3 separate regions of the Mus musculus genome follow, and all the other regions are linked to region 2. The links are chromatin loops, found by intact Hi-C in ENCODE. Cell type or tissue: heart. All regions are shown on one strand. Region 1 holds the start of Zfp322a (zinc finger protein 322A). Region 2 holds the start of H4c1 (H4 clustered histone 1). Region 3 holds the start of n-TSgct5 (a tRNA gene).

Region 1 (8,000 bases), 390 kb after region 2:
TTTGTTCCAACTATTGTAATAAAGTTACTGGTTGAGAGACATCTAGGTAGAAAGCCCTGTCTTCTTTATAAGTGAGCATCACATTATCTGTTTTTACTATAAATATCTTTATGTTGTGAGATAAGCAGTAACTTCTATTGACTTTTTTAGCTGACATTAAGGACAACATCATGGCTTTATTTGTGTGTTCTTTAATTGTCCTCCTTTTTCCTGTCACAGAGTCAGCGAGCCAACCTGACCCAGAACAATGGCTTTGGAGGATATTTTGAGATGAACTTGCTCAGTTCTGAAGTGGATGGATGAAGTCCCATTTTCACAGCCAGCTTTTGTGTGACCTTAAATAGCACATGGAAATTCACCACTGTTGTCTATACCCCATGTGCTCCTCTTTAAAACTAAACTTAGTGATTTACAGTGGACAGGGAACTCACTGTTGAGTCAACGACAACTGGCTGGACCCCAAACACCTGTCTTCCTTCTGATCTTCTACAGTTGTCCAAATGAATCATACTTGCTTGTTAGGAATGGGGACTGACAAGCTGTACAAAACATTTCCTTTCCCTCAAGAGTATTAGATGAGACTGAATGTTTAACATTAATAGATTGTCCTTTGGCCTCTTTAAACTTTATAAGGTCATGGTTGCAAGGCAGTCTGCACTCATGATTGGGCTAACAAATATATATCTTCTTTTACCCATGCTTAACCTGAGATCTTTCCTGCCAAGTCTTTGGTGGTCAACTGCTTAAAAACCTTTATCCACAGCCAGTTTGGTTTGGTTTGAGACAGGGTCTTATTATTATTAGCCCTGTTGTTTTGGAGTTCTCTATGTAGGCCAGACTGTTCTTAAACTCATAGAGTTTTGCTTGCCTCCAGCTTCCAAGTGCTACGCTTAAGTGTGTGTGCCTTTATGCCTGGCTTCAATTTTTATTTTAAAGGTAGAAGTTGACTTTTACAATTTTCTACTTGTAGTACTTGGCTATATTATACAGTAGAATGTAATGTTCATTTACTTTAAAATTAAGTGGGACCTGCAAATTAATTGTTCACCAAATTAATTTGATACTTGTGCACTATTGTTCTGTGTGTCAGTGGAAAACCTCAGATGCTTCAGCAACTTAGAAAACAAAGAGAAACAGGGTTGATAAGGTGCCTGGAACACAAGTGTCTATACCATATAAACATGGCTCACAGTATATACCATCCAAACATCACCCAGGAGTCTACTTCACCTGATCTCTTTGTAGTATCTGACCCTGCCAGCAAAAGTCAATTTTACTTATTATCTTTGTCTCAGCATCTAAAACTGAAAACACAAAGAAAAAAAAACTTTAAAAAATGTTTGAACTTCAGATATAACTAGGCTGCTGCAGTATGCTTGAAATTTCGGGGTTAATTCTCTTTTAAAGCATTTACTTTGTGTACATATGTGGTGTGTGGGTGGGGTGGTACAAACATGCTACCATACAAGTGTGGAGGTCAGAAGACAGCATGGGAAGTCAGTTCTTCTGCCTCCTAAGTACTGAGCATCAAACTTGGGTTTTCAGCCTAGGCAACAGGCATCTTTATCCACAGAGGCACCTTCCTTCTGGCCTGTACTTCTCATTTCTTTCAAGATGAAGTTTGCTTCTTTGAAATAACTGTGGCTTGTTTCCATCCCACTTCATTTTCATCTTATTTATACTTATAATCTTTTACGTCACGCCTAACTGTCTATTCTTCTCTGAACTTCTTGCAGAATGCAAGCCAAGTGCCCCCATCTCTGTGCTCCCACACCATCTTTTACAACGAAACGGCTGACATCTGCAGTTCATCCTAGAATGTGAGCATGAGACTAGCCAGCTCAGGGCTGAGATGGCCTGTGTATTTGTATTGTATTGTAATGCCAGATGACGTAGAGAATAGCAACGAATGTTCAGAAACTGAGTGCACTAAGTACTCTGCTTGGGCCAATATTTTGACTAAAGTGGCTCAGCACTTATCACACCTTCGTAATGTGCTGTCCAGCACTTCCCCACAATACTCTGAGGTAGCCATAAGTATGGCGGCGGCTCCAGTAATTGATTCTGGTTCAAATCAGCTTCCCGTTATTAAATGTATAAGTCGGCAAGTTAATCTTCCGGTTTACAGTGGCTGTTAAGAGTCTATGCATGGACCTTGGTAGCTCTACCAAGCTAGGCTCAGCTACCTGTCTTCAATTTGTCAAAAAGACAAGCAAGACAAAGCAGTGAAAGCGGTTTACTCAATATGGTCACACTAGGAAGAGGAGTAAGTAAAGGGGTTCAACCACTAACACGACGTTCAGAATATTTTAAAGGTCATGAGATGTGCATAAGTAAGGAGTCCTGGTAGCTACAATCATAAGTAGCCCCACTCATCACAGTCAGGACTGTGTGAAATCCTGCCCTAACTCTCCCACTGGCCAAGGCCCTAGTCCTTTCCTTGTTCTCAGCAGAAGACTCCTATCACAATTCCAATCCTTTGAGTCCATTGTCTCAACACTCTTATAGCTGAAGGGGATGGCATAAACACATACTCTCCTGCAATAACATGTGTACATTTCTTCCTAATATAGCCATACACAGCTCATTCTATAGTGTGATTCGAATTGTGTTTGGTACATCTTACACTAAAAACAGTTAATAAAAAGTTATTTAAATATTAAAATTAGGGCTAGAGAGATGGCTCAGCATTTAAGACCACTTGCTCTTGCTGATGACCCTGGTTCATTTTCCAGCCAGCACTCACATGGTAGCTCATAAACCATGCATTATTCCAGTTCCAGGGGATCTGACATCCTCCTAGAGTGCGCGCGCACACACCACGTGCACATATATGCTGATAAAACACCCATACATAGAAAATAAGTCTAAGAAAAAAAACTTAAATATTTGAATGACACTGGTGGGATTTTTTGTCTTAAAATTTTAATTTAAAATAAGCTGCAGAAATTCTGCAAATTCTGAAAACAGGAATTAGTGAATTCAGAATACATAATTGCCATCCTCAGACCCTAACTCTAGAATTTAACAGCCAATCCAAGTTCTTCTCCAGACCAGAGAATTCTAGTACTCACTTCCCATGTGAGGGTTTTTGTTATATACATGTGTGTATGTGTATAGTATATATATATGTGTGTGTGTGTGTGTGTGTGTGTGTGTGTGTGTATTATATACTTATTATTGTGTATGCCTGTCAGAAGACAACTTTTACGGTTAGTTCTCTCTTTCCGCTTTTGACATTGGTCTCAGAGATCAAATTCAGGTCGCGAGGTTTTATTTAGCAAGAAGCACTCTTTGCTCCTCACTCTCGACAGAAGCCATCTCGCCAGCCTACATACATTTTTTTTTTCAAGTAGGGAAAATATTGACTGTTCTTTTTTGTTTTTTGTTTTTTTTTCTGAATCTGTCTTCAGCCTAGAATCGCAATCAGAAAGGACAGAAATCCTTTCAACACGGTTTCCCCGCAGCTTTCTCCAGCAATAAGGCCACGCCGCCGCTGCCTATTCAAAGCTTCTCATAGTTTGCTGGCATGAGTGACAGCACCAAAGAGCCTTTGTAATTCTCCACTTCTCCGGCTTTTCAAGGTATTTAAAACCGAGTCCGCTGCATCTATCCTTGAGACACTACTCCTAACTCTTGATTTGAACAGCCGTGGAGAAAGAAAACAGAAGTTCAGAGCCGCAGTACCGGGCGCAGGGCACGGTTTCAATTCAGTGGGTACCGGAGCTGCTGCAGTCCCAAATTCCAGGAGCTGAAAAGGTAGTTGTCGGACGCGAAAGAGCCAGGGCGCAGGCGCGCTCAGGTTCCGCCCATTTCGGGAGGTCCGGTGCTTATTGGCCCGGAATCCCGGTGCAGCCCTATGAGGGGTAGTTACGTGCCTCGGGGCGTGGCTACGCCTCCCTGTCCTTGCTGGTGAGAGCGGTTTGTCTTGGCCTTGTGGTGTGCGGGGACCGCTTCTCCAGGTTGGTATCCGGCGGTTGGCTTGCCGACCTCTCAGCATCTCGGCCCACTCTCCTTCCCTAGGAGACCGTGGGACCGAATCGGCCATCGCCGAGTGCTCGGCCCCGGAAGCTCCGGCTTGAGGGTCCAGTCACCGGAAGTGCCGCCCTGGGCGGCGGAGTAAGCGTTCAGCGGGTCCTCGAGGTCCTTGGCCGTGAGAGGGGTCCGGGCCAGGCGCGGCGCCCTTCTTGTCGCTGTCAACGAAAAGTTGGGAGGAGAAACCTGTGAGACTGTCCTGGAGGTAGTAATGGAGCCAGGCTCGAATGCAGTCTGGAGCCTTCCTGAATGTCTAGACAACCATGGGCACTGGGGGGACCCTCCCCCAGCCTTAAGGGCGGAGATTAGTTGAGTTCCCCGGAATCTGCAGAATCTGTTTGCTCAAAGCATTCCATAGTCATTTATTTTTAGCAGCCTTGGTCCTGTGTAACATTGCATTCATGAATCGTATTCCTACAGGTTTTAGTGCACGAGGAATGAATCCTTGATCTCAGAAGTTGAAATAATAATGCGCCTATCAGTCACCTGAGCGTTTGAGGTAGAGGTAGGAGGATAGGGAATTAAAAGCCAGTTTAAGCTGCCTAGCGATTTTGAAGCTAGCCTAAGCTACGTGAGACTCTCCCCGTCTTAACAGCAAGAAAAACAAGGCCCAGGGCTTTGTTCTGAACTTAAAAATCTCTCAGCTAGAAGAATTCTTGTTATTTTGTGTAGAGCAGGTCAGAAAGAAACGGCTTCTTGAAGGAGGAACGGAAACATTAGAATGAGCAAAATTTTGCTGAAGGATGATGTCAGGATTGGAGAGTGCATGGGACATTATTTAAATGGCCTACTGTTAAAAGGAAAAATGTAAGCTTTGCAGTCATGCTCATTCAACATTGCTGCTTTTTTCCTCTAGGAGAGGGAAGAATTAAATATTATGAGTACTTCTGGATTAGAGACCTTGTGGATCTGAAAAAAATAAATCGTTGGGTTCTTGTTAAGGTAAGTGGCATACATCTGTTTCTATATAAATGTGAATTTTGGAGTAGGGATGGGACAAGAAAGAAGGTAAAACATACTTGGGAAAAGGAAAAGGGTCTTTCTGGTGACTAACATAGTGGCCCTTTGATAACCTTTCAGTACACCTATTTTTCTAACAGGCATACACAGCAGATTTGCAACAATTGTCCTTCTTTTGATTTACCATACAAAGAAGGCAGTGTGCCCAATGCTCAGACAGGCTCTAGGATGGATATTTAAACCTGGCTCTGTTACTTAACTGCCTGTGAGTTCTTGTGTAATTAGGTAACTGTCATAGCAACAGGTTTTCTATCAGTAAGATGGTGGTAATATTTGATTTTACAGTGTTCTTGGGAGGATTAAATGTCCATAATCCATGTAATCAATGAAAATTGAGGCAACCCCTGGTCTGAGGCTGTACAGCAAGTATGGTTTTTAAGACAATACGTTAAATACTTACTGTTTGATCATCCCATATATCCTTTAACCGAAAAGAATCTTGAGCTCTGAAGTTTTGTTGCTTAGCCTGTCTATTTGAACTTTTGTCTGCTCTTCGCTTATGAAATGGAGTCTGGTGTTGCTCGTGAAAAAAACAAAACAAAACAAAAACCAGAAGTCCTCCCTTCCTAGGAGGGGTAAAGGAAGCATGTTAGAGACAGTAGCCTGGAGTAAGGATTTGGAGGATGGGTTTGTGTTTGCCAGATGCACATTGGAGACCCAAGGATAATGATACTCCTTTTTCAGTCTGAGACTTGGCTACTTGTTGTTTTTTTAATTGTTTAACAGATGCATTCTAAATGTTACAGATATTGCAGTAACCAAAAGACAAAACCCTAACCATAGTAGATGTTATGCTCTAGTAGGAGAGACAGACAAGGGAACGTACATAAAGTACATCTCTTAATGTTGGATAGTGATGCTGTAAGGTGGTGTGAAGGGCCATGAAGGTGTGTTGCTTTTTTAGGTAGTAAGTTTCAGGCTACTTAAATCGGATAATGGAGAAAGCTACATTGAGGAACAGTGGTTCCTCTACCTAAAGTAGAGGATTTTCTACCTAAAGTAGAAAAACAACATATTTTGAGGTGCCTGAGAGGATGAAAATGGCAAACATTCCATAGTATGGAGGGCAGTAAAACTTTGGATTTTATTGTAAATGTGTGGGAAGTATCATATTCTGTTTTGAAGACTGACAGCCAGATCATATTTTATTTGCATACGAAAATTGTTTCCTGGTTTAAAATTGGTTTTCTGTTTGTTTTTCTTGTGCATCATAATTTCTTGGCTACTGAGAGCAGTTGTGATGTCTTGGGCTGGTAGTTTAATAAGATAATCTGATTCATTTCCCAAACTATGAGCAAACTCAGTTAAATAGCTGAGGCAGGAGGATTGGAAGTTACAAAACTAGCTTGGGTAACCTAGGGAAGACCTTTCTCAAAGTGTAAAAAGGATAGGGCATATAGCTCAGTGGTGGAGTATGATGTGTGTGCAGCCTTTGGGTTCAATCCCTATCACCATGAGACAGTTAAAGAACAACATACTGTATTTTTGTTTGAACATTTCTATATTTTAGCTCAACAAAGATATTGTAGGCTGTTTTGCAAATCATGATATCTACCATGTCTCCTGATTGCATTCAGTGATGAATGGTATCTAGAACCTAGAATCTTAGTATTTAATATGTGCATTATTGCTGTGCTTGGGAGCTGACATTACTAGGATGGAAAACCCTTTTCATGTGTACATTGTACAGCTTCTCTAGACAGTACAAACTGTGACCTCATTCTCATACTGCCCTTTAATTCCAGCTAACCACAGTACAGAGTTCATTCTAATCTTGTTCTTTTCTATTTGTAATTTCCTTCTGTAACTGAGGGGAATCTATGTTCCCTTATCCAACTCTGGTATACATACTAACTAGTATGTACTATGAGGAAAAGCCCCATAAATAAGGTTCAGTAATTGTGTATATACAGTTTGGGAGGCTGTGTACCTCTAATTGAAGTACTTGGGGTGGGAGTCTTAGGCAAGCAGATCAGAAAACAAGACCCACCTGAGCTATATAATGAGCCAATTTCTTAAAAAAAGGTAAAAGAAAATTAAAAATAATTATTGTCTTTAGCTTGAGTTTATATAGTCTCATACTATGTAAGAGTTATTTTTTTTTTTTTCTACTTTTGGGTGTTCATGTTATTTGTTTGAAATGAACTGTCTTTTGGTTTGTTTTAAAATGGGGTCTCAGTTTGTAGGCCAAGCAGGCTTGGAATTTTATAGCCAAGGCTAGCCTCAAATATTTACCAGTTCTTCTCATGCTCCAAGTACTAGGAGTATAGATGTGAGTCATCACACTCGGGTGTCATTTGCTTTCATGTGTCATTTTGCAGCTCCTTGGCACTGCTAGTGATAAGGGCCTAGGGCCCTACATATGCTGCACTACAGAGACCTATCCCAGGCCACCCATTTATTTCTGTTAAGTATATATGTATGTAGAAATGTGTTCTTAGAGAAATATGGCACTTCATCCTTTGGTTCACATCAGTTCTGTCCTCTTAGGTTTTGATCCCATTTTCACCTATCTTGTGATGATGCAAATAAGACATTAACATTAGTTTCTTATTTTTTCCTAATTTATTTTTGACAAAGTTTATAAGTACATTTTTAAAAATATTTTTAAAATATAGTTTTAAATAGGATTTTTTAAATTTCTGATTTCTTACACAAACTACAGCATTTGCTTGCACTTTAAAATTTTTACAGTTGAATGCTTGGGAGTGGTGGCACACACTTAATCCCAGCATTTGAGAGACAATGTCAGGTGTGTTTGAGGCCAGCTTGGTCTCAAGAGAGAGTTCCAGGACAGCCAGGGTTACATAGAGAAACTGTCTTGAAAAACCAAAACAAAAAATATCTTTAAAAATTTACATTTGGAGTTGGAGAGACAGCGCAGCTGTTAAGGACATTTTCAAAGGACCCAGGTTTGGTTACCAGTACCCACTTGAACTAACAAT
Region 2 (8,000 bases):
CCTGGACTCAAGTAGTGGAAGAGAACCAATTTCAAGTTGCCCCTCAACTTCCAGACAATCCCCCCACCCCCAATAATTTAAAAACTGAGCTCAGAATAAGGGAGCCCAGCAAATCACGGTGTGGGGCGTTAACTCTAGCTCTTTGGAGGAAGGAGGATCAATGCAGGGACAAAAGTGGCTACTTAGCAAAAATCAATAAAGGCTTCAAGAGCTGCCTGTGAACATTGCAGTACATGGGAGATAACCACTTCCTCACAAAACCAAGCCTCCAAGCACCTAGCATTCCTGTAAGGAACAGTCTTGGTGGGCTTGAATTAAAAAAACTCTATTGCAGCCGGGCGTGGTGGCGTTCGCCTTTAATTCCAGCACTGCAGAGGCAGGCGGATTTCTTAGTTCAAGGCCAGCCTGGTCTAGAGTGAGTTCAAGGACAGTCAGGGCTACACTGAGAAACCGGTCTCGGGCCCCCCCCCCCCCCCTAAAAAAACAAAACAAAAAAAACTCTATTGCATGTGAACCCTTGCTGCAGCCCACTCTTACTGATCAAGCACCTGAGTTCTCATCCTCATTGGCAAAATAGGACCTTATCTGGTTGAGGCACCCAGGCCATTGCACTACCATACCATAGAGAGCTTATCCACCACACCTGGAGAGGGTAGCGCCTCCCAGGGCTAACAAGGCTGTTTTCCCAGAATCTCAGGGAAATAAAACTAGAAACTAGACTGACCCAAATTGTCAGTTTACTGGGGGAAATTAATAATGCCTAAATCCCACCAGGCTTGTACCCAAATGCAGTTGTTATAGTGTGAAACAAGTGTCAGGCTCTTTGAGTTATGTTGGTGGCTCTGAAAAGAGCCGTTGGGTTATTTATAGAAGAAGCCTCCAACTGTTCACTTTTTCTTGGGCGCTGCCTTCTTGGGCTTAGCTGGGGTCTTTGGCTTTGTCACTTTCGCCTTGGAAGCCTTAGGCTTCACTGCCTTCGCCTTGGCAGGGCTTTTGGCTACCTTCTTGGCCTTCACCACCTTCGGCTTCTTGGGGCTCTTGGAAGTCTTCTTGGAAACTGCAGGCTTCTTGGGCTTCTTCGGAGTCTTGACAGTCTTCTTAGCTGCAGCCCCAGCAGTCTTCTTAGGTTTCTTAGCAGCCCCGGATGCTTTCGCCTTCACTGACACCTTGGTGGTGATGGCCTTGGACTCAGCCTTCTTGTTCAGCTTAAAAGAGCCAGCAGCGCCGGTGCCCTTGGTCTGCACCAGTGTGCCTTTATTCACCAGGCTTTTCAGCCCCAGTTTGATGCGGCTGTTGTTCTTCTCCACATCGTATCCCGCCGCAGCCAGCGACTTCTTGAGCGCGGCCAAGGACACGCCACTGCGCTCTTTGGAAGAAGAAACTGCCTGCACGATGAGCTCCGACACCGAAGGTCCCGCGGGCTTCTTCCGAGGAGCGGCAGCTTTTGCCGGCTTCTTGGTCTTCTTTGCAGCAGCAGGTTTCTCCGTGGCAGTAGAAGCAGCCTGAGCGACTGGCGCCGTCTCCGACATGGTTGCTGATGAATAAACAACAGCTATACCCAAGACGAAGAAAAGAAGTAGAAAGACAAGGCCCCTGCACGGAGTATTTATAGAGCAGTGCTGTGCTGTGATTGGTGAATGCTAACGCCCGCCCCCTGGACCCTAAGGCCCCGCCTCCCGTGCGCCTGTCTGCCTGCAAGATTTCAGAAACTAACTCCTTTGCGATTCCACCGACCTAGCTTCGTGTTTTTGCAGGTAGAGGAGGCGGCCTCAAAACTTCTCCGGCTGGCTGCTTGAGGTGGAATTTCAACCACAGCAGATTCTCCTTGTACTCTCCTGTTTTATCATCAGAAAGTGGTAGATGCCTATCAAAAAGGAGCTCAACTAGTGAAAGGTGGCTGTAAATTAGTCAATTAAAACCCAGAAAGCCAGCTTGTGGGCCTTCTCTGCGGGTTTCAGTATTGATTCTTGGCAGTAATGGGAGCAATGTATCGTTACTTTATATTTTAGTTATGCAAGAGGCTTAGTGTTCTTTTAAGGAGTGTCAGCTTGCGACAGTGATTTCATATTGTGAGCCAGTAGTGGCTCAAATAAAAAGAGAAAAGGCAGGACACGACTTTTCCCAGGATATGCAAGTACACAATAGCTCTGGGAAAGTCTTGCCCATTTTTTTTTTTAAAGAATTTAAAAGTGCAATCCTAACATGGTATGACGATTTCTATAGTTTATAGTTAAAAAATTGTTTTCGAACGTATCAGTGATATCTGGCCAAAAATGCGTGAAAGTATTTTGAAAATTCAAGCTCCAAATGCAAGAACTCAAAGCATCCATACAAGTACAGCCATTTAATGAAGAAATGCTCAGAATAACCCGAGTCAGACGTCTGTACTTTTACTCCCATGTTTCTCTCCATTTCTTTACAGTGTGGGTTGCAACAAAATGGAGACTTTCCACGCAAATGAAGAGTTCTAAATCTGCTGTTTTAGTGGCTATTTACGAAAGGCAGTAAACCAATCAAAAGGTAGAATCTGGCCTACTCTCCTTCAATGTAGAAGTCACATTGTTACATTTCAATAATGAAGATAACAAGATTGTTCTCTATTCTTCAATGCCACTAAGTCCAAGCTGCAATGTGTTTGGAAGCAGATGTGCTGTAGAAGATAACAGTCACTGGAATTTTATTCCATTTACTTTAAAACACACACATACAAAAATAAGTACCGCGGCAGACTACCTTAGCCTCAACTGCAGTTCTTAAACATAAACCAATCAGAGTCTTAAACGTCACAGATAACCAGTATTTTCATCCAATCACTATCCTTTGCATACTATAAATAGTAGTTCTGAACTCACCATCTCCAAGTGCTCACCAGCTTGCTTTCTAGTTTTTGCTATGGCTCGTACTAAGCAGACCGCTCGCAAGTCCACCGGCGGCAAGGCCCCGCGCAAGCAGCTAGCCACCAAAGCCGCCCGCAAGAGCGCCCCGGCCACCGGCGGCGTGAAGAAGCCTCACCGCTACCGTCCCGGCACCGTGGCGCTGCGCGAGATCCGGCGCTACCAGAAGTCGACCGAGCTGCTGATCCGCAAGCTGCCGTTCCAGCGCCTGGTGCGCGAGATCGCGCAGGACTTCAAGACCGACCTGCGCTTCCAGAGCTCGGCCGTCATGGCTCTGCAGGAGGCCTGTGAGGCCTACCTTGTGGGTCTGTTTGAGGACACCAACCTGTGCGCCATCCACGCCAAGCGTGTCACCATCATGCCCAAGGACATCCAACTGGCCCGCCGCATCCGCGGGGAGAGGGCGTAATTGTACAGTTCCGTACAGTTCTACGGAATTAACCAAAGGCTCTTTTCAGAGCCACACACGATTTCAAGTAAAATGGCTGTAATTTACTCCATCCTTAAACGAACCTATATATTCCCTAGTGTCTATAACGGTGGATATTCCCCAAAACTTGAGTTTATAACAGCCCAAAGTTGATATCAAGTACAAAATAGGTCAACTGATTGTCTGGTTTTACCCGTGGAATATGCGTAAAGTGTACAGGTCGGATCTCTGACGTGACCTACTCGCAGGCTTTCGGTCCTTATAGGGCTCCGATCCAGAGAGGGGTCTGTGATGTCACTTTTCCCGCCGTCCGGCTTTCGGGGCGGGGCTGATGGGCGAGATATGTGACATCACTTTCCCGCCGGCGCGCTTTCTGGTCGTGACTGAGGGGCGGAATTTGTGAAGTCACTTTCCCGCCGGCGGGCTTTTGCGTCTTTCCCGGCATGGCTGAGAGGAGGGATCAGTGATGTCGCTTTCCCGCCGGCGCGCTTTCGGGTCTTGGCTGAGGGGCGGGGTTTGTGATGTCATTTTCCCGCCGGCGCGCTTTCGGGGCATGGTTGATGGGAGGGATTTGTGACGTCACTTTCCCGCCCGGGCGCTTTCGGTTCTTTCCCGCCAGGTCTTATTGGCGGGGTTTATGACGTCACCGTCCGGCGGGCGGGTTTTCGTTTGTGTGATTCTGTTGGGGGTGGGAGATCAAGGCCAAGCAGCTATATAAAGGACCGACTCTCAGCTCTGACTCCATTTTCCATTCTTCCTAAGACATGTCGGGTCGCGGCAAGGGAGGAAAAGGCCTGGGCAAAGGCGGCGCTAAGCGCCACCGTAAGGTTCTCCGCGATAACATCCAGGGCATCACCAAGCCCGCCATCCGCCGCCTGGCCCGGCGCGGGGGAGTGAAGCGCATCTCCGGCCTCATCTACGAGGAGACCCGCGGTGTGCTGAAGGTGTTCCTGGAGAACGTGATCCGCGACGCCGTCACCTACACGGAGCACGCCAAGCGCAAGACCGTCACCGCCATGGACGTGGTCTACGCGCTCAAGCGCCAGGGCCGCACCCTCTACGGATTCGGCGGCTAAGACTTTTTTAATTTGTATTTTCTAACCAAAGGCCCTTCTCAGGGCCGCCCACATTCCCTGAAAAAGCGCTGTAATACTGAACCACCTAACAGCTTGGGCATCTCAGAATATAGAGAAATTGAGTAAATAAACCTTGAGTGCCTTTGGAGAATTGTAAGGTCAAGTTTGCACCATTTTCTTGGAAAAGAAATACTGCCTTATTAAGTGTGCGCAGCTAAACTCTGTTCCTTGAGGAAAGCCTGAGTGAGGGATAGGAAAGCAGTTAAGCATGGTTCTCATCTAACCACATTAAAAACGTCTGTAAGTCCGGGCGGGGTTCAAGTAAAGTCCATGTAAGGCAGAACTAAACATTCCTCATAATTCTCAACCATTTGCCCTGAGATGTGGCCTTTTTGCCAACAATGCAATGGCAAAAATTGTTTTTTGTTTTGTTTTGTTTCTCTTTCTCAGAACAGGCAGAGTCCCAGCGGATTCATGTCTTAACATGGTGATTACACAACTAAGATAAATGGCATTGTATTTGAGAACTCTAATGCCGTGTAAGTATAGTAGCTTCCATTTCATGACCCCCTTTACAGCTTCACCCCGTGGCCAAGGTTGGTAAAGGCAGGGGTGTTCTTGGAATAGCTTCCTGTAGTCTGATTTTTGTTAATGTGATTGGCCAGTGTAGGCAGATTGAGGAAAGCTGCTACAATTTTGGGGTGAAGCAGTGACAGTTTGAGAGCACAGGTGAAGGGGATGTGAGCTCACTTTGTGACTGAAAATAGGAAAATAACTTTTCCTGCAATGAATGGCCTAGACAACTTGATCCTTCACCCAAGTTCTAGCATTACTGTTTACCACCACACCCAGCTTGCTGGCACTTTTTTGCCTTCCTCCTCCATCTTCATCTTCTTGTGGTTTTGTTGTCTATGTATTTTTTCTTTCGATTGTCTTTATTTTAGTCATCATTTAAAAAGGAGAGTTTTGAACCTCATCCTGTCGCTATTAGCTAGGTCTAAGTATCTCTCCTTGATTTGGGAATTCCTGTTTTCCAACCGTGAATTTCTGGTAGAAAAATGAACTATTCAGCATAGCTTCATCTTAAACTAATGCATATAATTCATGGATAATACATCCTGGAAAGTTTCAGGAGGAGAGCAGACAGAAGAACAAGAAAATGTGATCTCTCTTGATGGTGATTGATCATTTTATCCCTCCTCTAAATTCCTTTGGGAGGTATTTCTTTGCTATTAGGTAATGTGCCAGCCGCTCCCTGAGGCCAGCAGAAAACAATGGATTCTCATGAGCAGTAAATGTCATGTAGATGCAGATCTTGGATCGCAGTAATCACGTGGGCCTTTAAGGTGGCTTGGCCTTTTTCCAAAATATTCCTAACATATATATCTCCTTGGTGGACCTCTACTGTGGATAGGAACCTCTCACTTTTCCTTACATTACCAATTGTCATTCCTAATTGAGGAATTAATTATGGCAGCACCATAGTGTGGCTTTTGCCTGGGGATGTGCATAAAATGATTCATGATGTATATTCACTTTAAAAACCCTTCATATAGGTCATGAATTTAAGATGAGACTGGGCTACATAGTAAGTTCCAGGCTAACATGATTTATATACCAAGACAAAAGAACTCAGTGACATGATTTATCTGATAAAGTTGCTGCCAAGCTTGAAGACCTGAATTTAAGCTCTTGGAGCTAGAAGGAGAGACTCAATTTTCCTAAGTTATCCTCTGATACCCACACGTATGCTTTCGTATGTGTACACTAACACACACACAAGATCACAAAATAATTTTTTAAATGTAAAATTTAAAAGATAAAAGAAGAGTGAACAGATGGTTCGGTGGTTAAGAGCACTGGCTGCTCTTCCAGAGGACCTACATTTGATTCCTAGCACCCGCACCCGCACCCGCACCCACATGGTGTCTCAAAATCTCTTGTAACTGCAGTCCCAGGAGTCCCAGTTCCCACTGCTGGTCTCTGAGTACCAATCATAAAAGAGGCACAGAAATACATGTAGGCAAACCATCTAAAACAATAATATTAAAAAAAGTCAAGTATAACTAGTAAAATGTCATGGAACACTCCCAAAGCAAACTACAGTACTTGGAAGAATCTGAATTTGTGTTCCTAGGCCATGAGCATTCATATTTAGCTCTCAAGTAAAACATCTCTTAATTCTATTTGAAATGAGAACTGTGTTTTTTAAGGCAGCACTATTTATTGTGACTAGTATGGTAACTCAGAATTACTTGAGCAAAATTCTAATTCTGCTGGGATGTTGAGTGGCAAGAAGCAGACACTGTTATAGATTTTGACACTGCAGCAAGATGGTTGGTTCTAGCATCTCAAGCAGGCCATGGAGTTATATTTGAACATAAACTATTTTACAGTACCTATGCGTTATAGCAGGAAGAAAAGTGTTTTAACAAAGAGGCTACAGAAAAGAGAGTTAATCACAAATGCCTGAATAGTTCTACCCTGTGCTATTAACAACAATTGTGTATTTTTTTTAGTGTTCCATTGTTAACAAGATGCAGTTCTAGGGCTGATGAAAGGGTCCAAGAACTAAGAGTATATAACACATACTGGCATATACTATCATTTCTGAGTCTCTGAATGGCACAGAACATATGCTGACTTCTGCATCCATTTCTGGAGTACTGGGATGACAGCTGTTGGTCAGTGTGTAGTGTGTTGGCTAAAACTTCGTTTTGGATGTAAATCAGTTTGTTTCTTCACGCTACAAATGTTACACTACATTGTGTTTTATGCCATTAATCTCATTTAGTTTCACTATTTAGTCGACTGTCAAAATTCATGGGAACAGAATTAAAGACCCATACCACTATATGAAAATGTTGAAGCCCTGTACATGGTGTCAGTGGTATATACAAAATAACCTGTATTACACATCCTTACATTTTATATTATCCTGGCATTACCTGTAGTAATTAATACGATGTAGATTTTATGTCAATATTTGTTTTAATGAACTGTTTGAAAGGGCTGGTCAAGAAAACATCATGTGTATCAAAGCTTCACTCTTTACTCAATTGTTTTTACCTCCAGGACCCGATGAGCCTGTTTCTTTAGTAAATTCTCATCTGGATGGTTACCTTTGTTCACCTACCCAAGGTTATTTTCAGGCGGTGGTAATGAGTCGTTGAACCTAGAGGTTCTAACACCTTTCCCCAAAATTCCAGGTTTTCAAGACTGTTTAACCGTCCTTGAACCAATCCTGAGAAAAGAGCCTTGAAGTGTCCTACTTTTAACAATTTGTACAAGGTGAGGCTGTACTTTGTGCACAAATTCAGCCTGGAGGGGTGGGGGTGGGGAATCTCAACTATGCTGACTATCCACAGCCTGAGTTAAAGCTGAAGCTATTAGTGAGGGCCGCTGCCAGTGTGGGGGAAGGGTGAGGGAGCAAAATGCACAGCTTTTTAAGGAATTCAGTGAGTGGTCCTGAAAAGGACCTTTTGTAACAGTTAAGAAAATCGCTTTAGTCCCTTAACCCCCGAATCCGTAGAGGGTGCGGCCCTGGCGCTTGAGCGCGTAGACCACGTCCATGGCGGTGACGGTCTTGCGCTTGGCGTG
Region 3 (8,000 bases), 1.7 Mb after region 2:
ATTCCTTCAAGGATCATTTCTATAGTTTGTTACGTAAGTAGTTAAATTTTAATTAAGTCTGAAACAGCCTCTAAAACACAACTCTGTAGTAATTGTGGAGGGAGGGAGAGTTGTACTCCAAGGGGCTAAGATTCTGCAGGGGGACTTCCTTCTCCCACACACACTGAGAACTGAAAGTGAAGCCCAGCAGCAGTTTACTGAAAACAAGAACTCTACAAACCCAGAAGGTTCAAATACAGCCCTGCAGGGCTCACCTACTGCTGAAGTGAGCACACCTGACCACTCTTTGATATTCCTCCTTAGGGCATAACATTTCCCTCAGAAGCTCATTTGCTCAGTTTAGTTTGGTTTGGTTTGGTTTGGTTTGGTTTGGTTTGGTTTGGTTTGGTTTGGTTTGGTTTGGGAGACATATGACTTGCTGAGCCTGATCTCAAAAGGAATGTTCCACAGGTTGGAAAGATGGCTAAGCACCAGGCTTCCCAACTTAGGAGCCTGTGCCTTTGGGGGGCTGGGGTTGGGGGGAGGGGAGGTCTTTGCATGTGTTCCTTCTTTTCCTTTAGAAGAATAAGAATGATGCAAGAGCTTCTCTGGTTTCTATGAGGACACAAACCAAAAACATCTCGCTTCTCCAAGCTGCTGTTCTCACCTGTACCATGTCTGACAGGATGATCACTTTTCACAGAATCTTAACTGCATGTCCGTCTGTCTCTTAGAGAGGGACAAACTTGCTGACACCCTCTTCTGGGGTGTCTGAAAACAGCTACAGTGTACTTACATATAATAAATAAATAAATAAATCTTATCTTTATACACACATCAGTGCAGGTAACACCCTTCATCAAAGAAGTTTCTCTTTACAGCAAATGGGAAAAATCACAAAACAAAACAAAAACAATGCAGAGATGAACAGGTTATGGGAAGTTCAGCCCCAACCAACAGCATCACATAGATCCCAGCCTTGAGCATCAGGACCTGAGTAGAACCCAGAGCCCTTGCCTTGGTTTGTTGTTGCTTTTGTTGCTGTTGTTGTTGCTTTTGTTGCTGTTGTTGTTGCTGCTGCTTTGTTTTGTTTTTGTCGAGCATACATGTGCCTGTAATCCCAGTGCGGGGGAGGAAGAGACAGGTGGATCTAATCACTGCGACCTAGCCTGCTTGGAAAGCTCCAAGTCCCAGTGAAACCCTGTCTCTAGGAGAAAGGTGGACGGTTTCTAAGAAACGACACTAAAGTTGTCCTCTAGTCTCGTCTTGCATGCAAACATAAGTGCAGCCTCACATACAAAAACAAACACAGAAGCCGGGCAGTGGTGGCGCACACCTTTAATCCCAGCACTTGGGCAGAGTGAGTTCCAAGACAGCCAGGGCTACACAGAGAAACCCTGTCTTGGAAAAAAAAACAACAACACAGAAATGGGAGCAAATGCCTGTAATCCCAGCTCACAAGTTGCAGGCCAGAAAAGACCCTGTCTATAAATTAATAAATTATTTTAACTCCAAGTAGTGAAAATCTTTGCCACTACTAAAGGAAAAGAAGACCACTTACATATATTTTGAAGCAACTGAAACTTTAGAACGTGCAATTAGCTCTGCTCAGAACTTTTAAATGTACATTTAAAGTGAGAAGTAAAGTATAAGAAAAGGATTCTGCTAAGATAAAGGAAGAAAGGTCACGACTGCTCCACGAAGAAAATTACTTGTTGGAAGAGAGTAAAGGATAGGTTCTTCTTGGTACAAAACAAAACAGTAAGACTGAGCCCCGAGACCAAGACCATGGGAAGCTGCAGAGCTGAGGCAGGACTGTTGGAACCAAGGGGTCATGCCACAAAGCCGCAACGTAAAGGCTCTTCATGGAAAAAGAAAATAACTATTCTTTGTGACTCTTGAATTCACAAAAACAAGCACAAAGATATTAGTGCACCCTTAAGGAAGAGAATCCTAACTGAACACAGTTAGCACCTGTTCACCCCACTCCCCTCACCCCACCCCTGATGTTCAGCAGTGACTGATTTGCCAGGACCCTGTGAGACATCCCTCTGACCTGTCCCTTCCATTTTCAGTTTAAGCATGGGGTGATCAGCTACTAACTTCCTCATCTGACCCATGAATGTAACTCCCTGGTCACCTTTGGTACTTTCCTCTGAAATCTCTCCCTTAAAAACCTTGCTTTCCGATGTTAGAGAAAAGATTCTGTGTGGTTAAGAGCCTTCTTGCTTTTCCATAGGACCCGAGTGCAGTTCCCAGCACCCGTGTCATGTGACACAACTCTAGCTCCAGAAGATCCCACGCCCCTTTTTTCATTTTTTTATACCCCCGCATTTACACTCACAAAAATAAACAAATAAATGAATAAGTAAATATAAATAAATATTAAAAAGGAAGGGAGGGAGGGAGGGAGGGAGGGAGGGAGGGAGGGAGGAAACACGCAGGAAGGTCTGTGGCTCCAGCACTGGGAAGCCTGAAGCACGAGGGCTGTCACCAGTTTGAGTTCAGTACAGGCTACACCCCTGTCTCTACAACACAAAAAGCAATGCAAAACAACGTTTTGCTTTTAACTCATTTTCAAAGGAACATTTATGGTTTGGATTAGTCAGTAATTTCTATCCATTATCTCTATTCTATTCATTATCCATTTCCTATCACAAACAAAAACGTCTTAACTTGTAATATCCACCTCTTTCCTTCCAGAATCCTCCTTGTCTCCCTCCTCTGCCTGTTCCTCTCTTCACGCGCGCGTGCATGTGTGCCTGTGTGTGCTTATGTGTGCCCGTGCTTTCTCAAGCACCACGTTCCTTTGAAAATCAAATGCGGGATAGACAAGCCAGAAATCAAGGTCTCTCCGTGCCGACGGCCTGGGAAAAGACGCCAGGGATCAAGTCCTAATAAGAAGAAAACAGCGGATTCTGAGTACTGTCTACTCTAATCCAGCGACCACTTTTCCAGGAACTAGCTCCCCGGAGATCTGCGGCGAGTCACCGGGGTGGAAATCCGCACAGGTCACGGGCTCCAGGGGGCGCTGCGGGCAGCGAGGCATGGCCCACCTCTGTCTCGCCCGCCTAGCCACGCCCACCACCGTCTTCTGCACCGCCACATCCTCCGACCTCTACTCGGAGGGACCGCCCAGGATGCTCCTTCCGGATGTTCCCGTCCAGATCACGACTTTTCTGAATGCAGCGAAAGCACGCACATCCCAGTTCCTTTTGTTGTTGTTTTTTGTTGTTGGGGTTTTTCGCCCCTCACATTTTCTTCCTTTCTAGGTCATTCCTCTACGCACAAGCCATATGTCCACGACTGCTCCCAGTGAGCACTACCTTGTGGCCCGGCGCCTCTAAACTCTGACCGAGCCACGTGGCTCCTTCTGCATGCTCTGACGAGGTGGCCGAGTGGTTAAGGCGATGGACTGCTAATCCATTGTGCTCTGCACGCGTGGGTTCGAATCCCATCCTCGTCGGTCTGGGTCTTTTATTTAAGAATGAAGATCTATACGTAATTGTAAATTCAAGTCTAGTCAGAGATTTTACATTTAACTATGAACCCAATTCTCATTTGCTTCTATCAGCGTGGTTTCAGCATATTAAGTCTTACTATGCTCTGTTTGGCTTTTAACCATTGTGTTTCGCTTGGTGTCACCTGTGAGCGAAGTGTCTGGATGATTGTTTTAATGCACTTTCTCCTGGTGAATTCGTTCCTGACCACCGTAAGAAAAACTAAAAAATCGAGGTGAGAACAGAGAGAAGAGAAAGAAGGGCAAGGAAAGGAGACCCAGATGAAGCTGAAGTCCGTTCTTTCCCTCACTCTATTACTTTAGTTTCATTTTTGGCATTTTCATTAAGTCCCTCTTTTAGAAATCAACATGACTACGAGCACTGAAAAATGAAAGATCAGAGCGCGTACACACACGAGAACCATCATACCAGACTGGAATCATTACTGCTTAGATACTTTGTACATAATGAAACATAGGCTGTATTTTCACATGTATTTTGGAGGATCTACTAAGAGTGGCTAGCATCTTGCAAATTCCATTTTCTAATCATGCTTTCATTTACTATCAATTTACCAGTCTTTAGGATTACTAGCTCCCCTTCCTCCAAGCTGAGGAAACATCTTGTTAGAACAATGAAAAAGAATGTAAGAAGAGATGCTAAGGTGGGGGGAGGGGCTGCTGTGAAACACTGCCTAATGGCCACAGCGTGGATGCTCTGCAGCTGTGGTTACCCGCGCAAGATCAAAGCGCTTAAAAATACCAGCGCAGAGGGGGAAAGAGGCTACAGAGGCTGCAGCCCCAGCTGATGATTGAGTGCTGGGGAGAGTCACATTTTGTTGAATGGGAGGGGCCACTAGCGTATGACCCACAACCACGTGTATATAGGGAACAAATTAGATCAAAGATTAAAGAAATTTAAAAAAATGATTTTTTAAATCATGAAGATGAAAGGCACATGTATGGGGAGGGCGTTTCTGAGAAGATTTAGATGGGGTAGTGAGATCAAAATACATTGTATGCATGTTTGAAAATTTCAAAATATACATAGTTTGAGAAAACTGAAAAATTATTAAATAATCATAAACTTAAAAAATACACTGAAATGTATGCTAATATAAAATAGCCATGTAATTATCTCAGAACAGCGTCTACTTCTTTGCATTTATGAAATTCCTGTTTTACACAATAGGCTTATATTTAATTTTTAGAGATGTTGTTGTTGTTGATTGTTTCTTTGTTGTTTGGGACTGGAACTCTCTACATAGCCCCTGCAACCCTGGAACGCACTGTGGTAGACCAACTTGGCCTTGGGCTTGACTCTGCCTCCAGCTTAAAGGTGAGTGCAACCACACATGGCAGACTTTTCTTTTTAAGTTTTGGTTTTAAAACACCACACAGGCCAAACAGTTCACAAAGATGAAGCAATCTCAAGGCAAGCACCTGCATAACCTTCACAAAGGCATCTAGAGCCTCCTCCAAGCCAGCCACTAACCCAACTTAAACTTTCATCATTTCTTTGCAGTTTTTTTTTTTTTTTTCCCGGTTTGTTTCTTTTTTGTTTTTTGAGACAGGGTTTCACTCTGCTGCCCTGGAACTCTGTAGACCAGACTGACCTCAAGTCAGAGATTTGCCTGCCTCTGCCTCCCCAGTGCTGACATTAAAGGCGTGTGCACCACACCCACCTCTTTACATTTTCTTATCACCAATGTTTCACTCTTAACATTAATGCTTACCCATCTCCATAATTTATATAACTAAAACCTCACAGTTTAAAATATTTATTATCTTCCAATTTCTGAGGACCAGAATGCTAAAAAGAGGGTAAGCTAGCTGGACCCTTCCTGCCTCAGCTTCCCTCCCAAAGCTCATGTGACAGCAGCAGAAGTGTTAGCTGTGCTCTGGCTGGAGTGCAGCAGGATTGGCTTGGTCATAATCGCTGACCTGGTTTTTGACAGGATGTTAGGTATTCTAGATAGCTGTGGTCTGGAGGCCACCTCCACTGAAGGTCATTTGAGTTCTATGCAGGCAGCTTACAATGTAGTGACTTGTTTTATAAGAGCGAGCAAGCTGTAAGACACAGAAACAGGGACAAAGATCACTTTCACTCATGACCTAACTTAAGGAGTAACAGGCTGTAAGGGTCCATGATTTGCCAAAGAGTGATACCCCAGACTCAAATAGTTTGCAACAGCAAAAAGCAGAAATTCAGCAGAAATTCCTGCATGCAGGGGTCTCCTCATTTAAGAATGGAGACCCCCGGTGGACTCAAAGGCCCAGCTTTTACTGTCAGTTAGGGGAATTCCAGGGAGGGGTGTGTTCCCTTTTACCTTGACTGATCAGCTCTGTCTATAAGGGTCTGATTGGTTAGGGCTCTGGAGACTTCCCAGGATGGTTCCTTACTCATTCTGGCTACCTATCCTTGCTCCAGGCCAGATGATGTAGTATACTCGTATTGGCTGACCAAAGCTGTGGCTGGCTGGCCACAGGTTCCTGAATCCACGTTCTTGGTCCTGGGAAACAGAAACGTAGGCCTAGTCTTCCAAACTGCCTGTTTGCAGCCTCTCAGCCTGGCTCTGGCTATCATGTCCAGTGCATTTTATTCCTTGGAAGTGCTTAAGGATGTCTAATCCTAATTTGTGAGATTACACAAGGGGCTAGGGTCTCAACCTTCCTCATGTTGTGGGGTCTACTCAGATCCAACACAACTCAAACACCAGGGCAATGCAGAAAAGAAAAGTTTATTGTAATCAAGCCACTACCAATGGATCAGAGCCACAGAACTGACTTGGGAGCTGAACTGAGACACCTTCCACCCCACCCCCCTTCCAATTCCACTCCTGGAACGAGGATGTTACAGAATGTTGTGGTGAAAAATGACAAACATCTGTGCAAAGTTACAGTTACATTTTTTTCACCAATCAGGACTCAGGAATAGGGGACTTTCCTGGGAACATTCCTTTGTGCTTCACTTATCCTGTTGTCCCTGGTTGATTTATTCAACTTTGGCAGGGACAGACTTGCCTAGCGTTTATGTTTCAACTTTCCAACCAGGATTCAGTCGACCCCTATCTATAACGGAAGATTTATTCAAAATGGCTTCAGTTTGTTTTGCCTTACACTAATACTGTGAGACTGCTCCCCATGTTGTGGTGACCCTTAGCCATTAAATTATATTTACTGCTACTTTATAACTGTAATTTTGCTACTGTTATGAGTGGCAATGTTAATATCTGATATGTAGGCTATCTAATAGACTACCCCTACCAAAGGGTTGTTTGACTCCCAAAGGAGTTACAACCCACTGCTTGAAAACCAGCAGCAGAAGAGGAAACCAAGAGATGCCAGCTGAGAAGCAGTCTTCACACTTGAGAATTCTCCATTTCCTCAAGAGTTACAAAATGTATTATTTTGACTTCATAATATATGAGCTGGGGGGGAGGGGGAGAACTACAACCTTTTGTGACTACATATAATATCTCATATAGCCAAGCCTAGCCTCAAACATTAAGTAATGAAATGGAACCATGATTTCCTGGTTCTCATGTCTTCACCTCCCAAATGCTGGAATTACAAATGTGTGCCACCTCAGCTTGTGTCTGGATTGCAGTGGGTCAAACCTAGGGCTTTGTTTAAACTAGGGAAGCACTATACAACTGAAATACATCCTCAGGCCCTTGGAATATTGATGAAGAGATTTGTAACAAAACCTTTTCAATTTTACATAAGAGAAATATTTTCCAGAAACATTGTCATTTGTTTTCTAGTCTTATTTTTGATGTGTCAAACACTTCAAATGTGTGCATATCAATATTTCATTACTGTGTTTGTATGTCTTAAATGAAATATTATAGGGCAAATTAAATCACCTTGAAACTATAATTATCACCACCACACAAACTACCAGTCACCTCCTTCAACACTGGCAACTTGCCATGTCACAGGAGTTTAAGAAACAGAATGGCTTATTTCCTACATTGATTGGCACTGTTGCCCCTGTGTTGGTGCCTCAAGAGGACTGCTGGGTCAGCAAGAGAGGCTGTCTTAGTGGAATTAGAATGTGTGTCCCCACGTAGTTCTAATCCTACCAAAAACTATTTGTCCAAGTGTCTGATAAGGCTTCTTGTAAAAACAGCCTCTAGAAGGTACTGAATATTTAATTGAATACAGGTCCCCCAAAAAATCTTGGTTGTTGAATACAGTTGGGCATAACATGAACCTGGGGCTAACATGAAAAATTTGGAGCTACTTAAGTGGCTTGAAAAATCTTTCTCCCAGCCAGACAGGGTGGTACATGCCTCGAACCTGAGTACTCAGAGGAAAATCTCAAAGCTAGCATCAGCTACTTAACATGTTAGAAGCCAACATGGATTACATGAGAACATGTCTCAAAAACAAAACAAAAAAGCAACACGCACATACACAAAGATAAGATACTCTGTAACCATGTGGCCTTGGGCAATTAATTCACTGCTATTCGTATCCTTCATAAATCCTCTTCTGTACAAAGAGACTATTTGAG

The links. Peaks named below come from ENCODE experiments on the same cell type or tissue, not always from the same donor. Only the 100,000 strongest peaks of a DNase experiment are listed, where the experiment ranks them.
Region 1: a loop joins it to region 2, with 3 times the contacts of the local background. A loop is called at or near these places in 4 of 42 quality-filtered maps.
Region 3: a loop joins it to region 2, with 4 times the contacts of the local background. A loop is called at or near these places in 7 of 42 quality-filtered maps.

What each region holds. Positions count from the first base shown.
Region 1 is chr13:23,365,097-23,373,096 of GRCm38, reverse strand. Zfp322a (zinc finger protein 322A) reads left to right here and starts at 3,889. Exons shown (of 5, transcript NM_001111107.2): 1 at 3,889-3,962; 2 at 4,892-4,977. The region is part of intron 3 of 4930586N03Rik (RIKEN cDNA 4930586N03 gene); the gene reads right to left. In heart, no CTCF peak of the experiment used is centred here; a DNase peak (open chromatin) is centred at 3,796; H3K4me3 peaks cover 2,910 bases; H3K27ac peaks cover 2,196 bases.
Region 2 is chr13:23,757,246-23,765,245 of GRCm38, reverse strand. H4c2 (H4 clustered histone 2) reads right to left here. Exons shown (of 1, transcript NM_178193.2): 1 at 7,860-8,000. The coding sequence ends at 7,914. It overlaps H4c1 (H4 clustered histone 1), which reads left to right and starts at 3,997. Exons shown (of 1, transcript NM_178192.2): 1 at 3,997-4,451. The coding sequence starts at 4,089. The coding sequence ends at 4,400. H3c1 (H3 clustered histone 1) reads left to right here and starts at 2,860. Exons shown (of 1, transcript NM_013550.5): 1 at 2,860-3,361. The coding sequence starts at 2,893. The coding sequence ends at 3,303. H1f1 (H1.1 linker histone, cluster member) reads right to left here and starts at 1,578. Exons shown (of 1, transcript NM_030609.3): 1 at 834-1,578. The coding sequence starts at 1,529. The coding sequence ends at 888. In heart, no CTCF peak of the experiment used is centred here; DNase peaks (open chromatin) are centred at 1,535, 2,905, 3,215 and 3,885; H3K4me3 peaks cover 5,704 bases; H3K27ac peaks cover 6,954 bases.
Region 3 is chr13:22,046,131-22,054,130 of GRCm38, reverse strand. n-TSgct5 (a tRNA gene) reads left to right here and starts at 3,364; the gene lies at 3,364-3,445. In heart, a CTCF peak has its summit at 3,002 (motif pointing right); a DNase peak (open chromatin) is centred at 3,060; H3K4me3 peaks cover 2,443 bases; H3K27ac peaks cover 2,028 bases.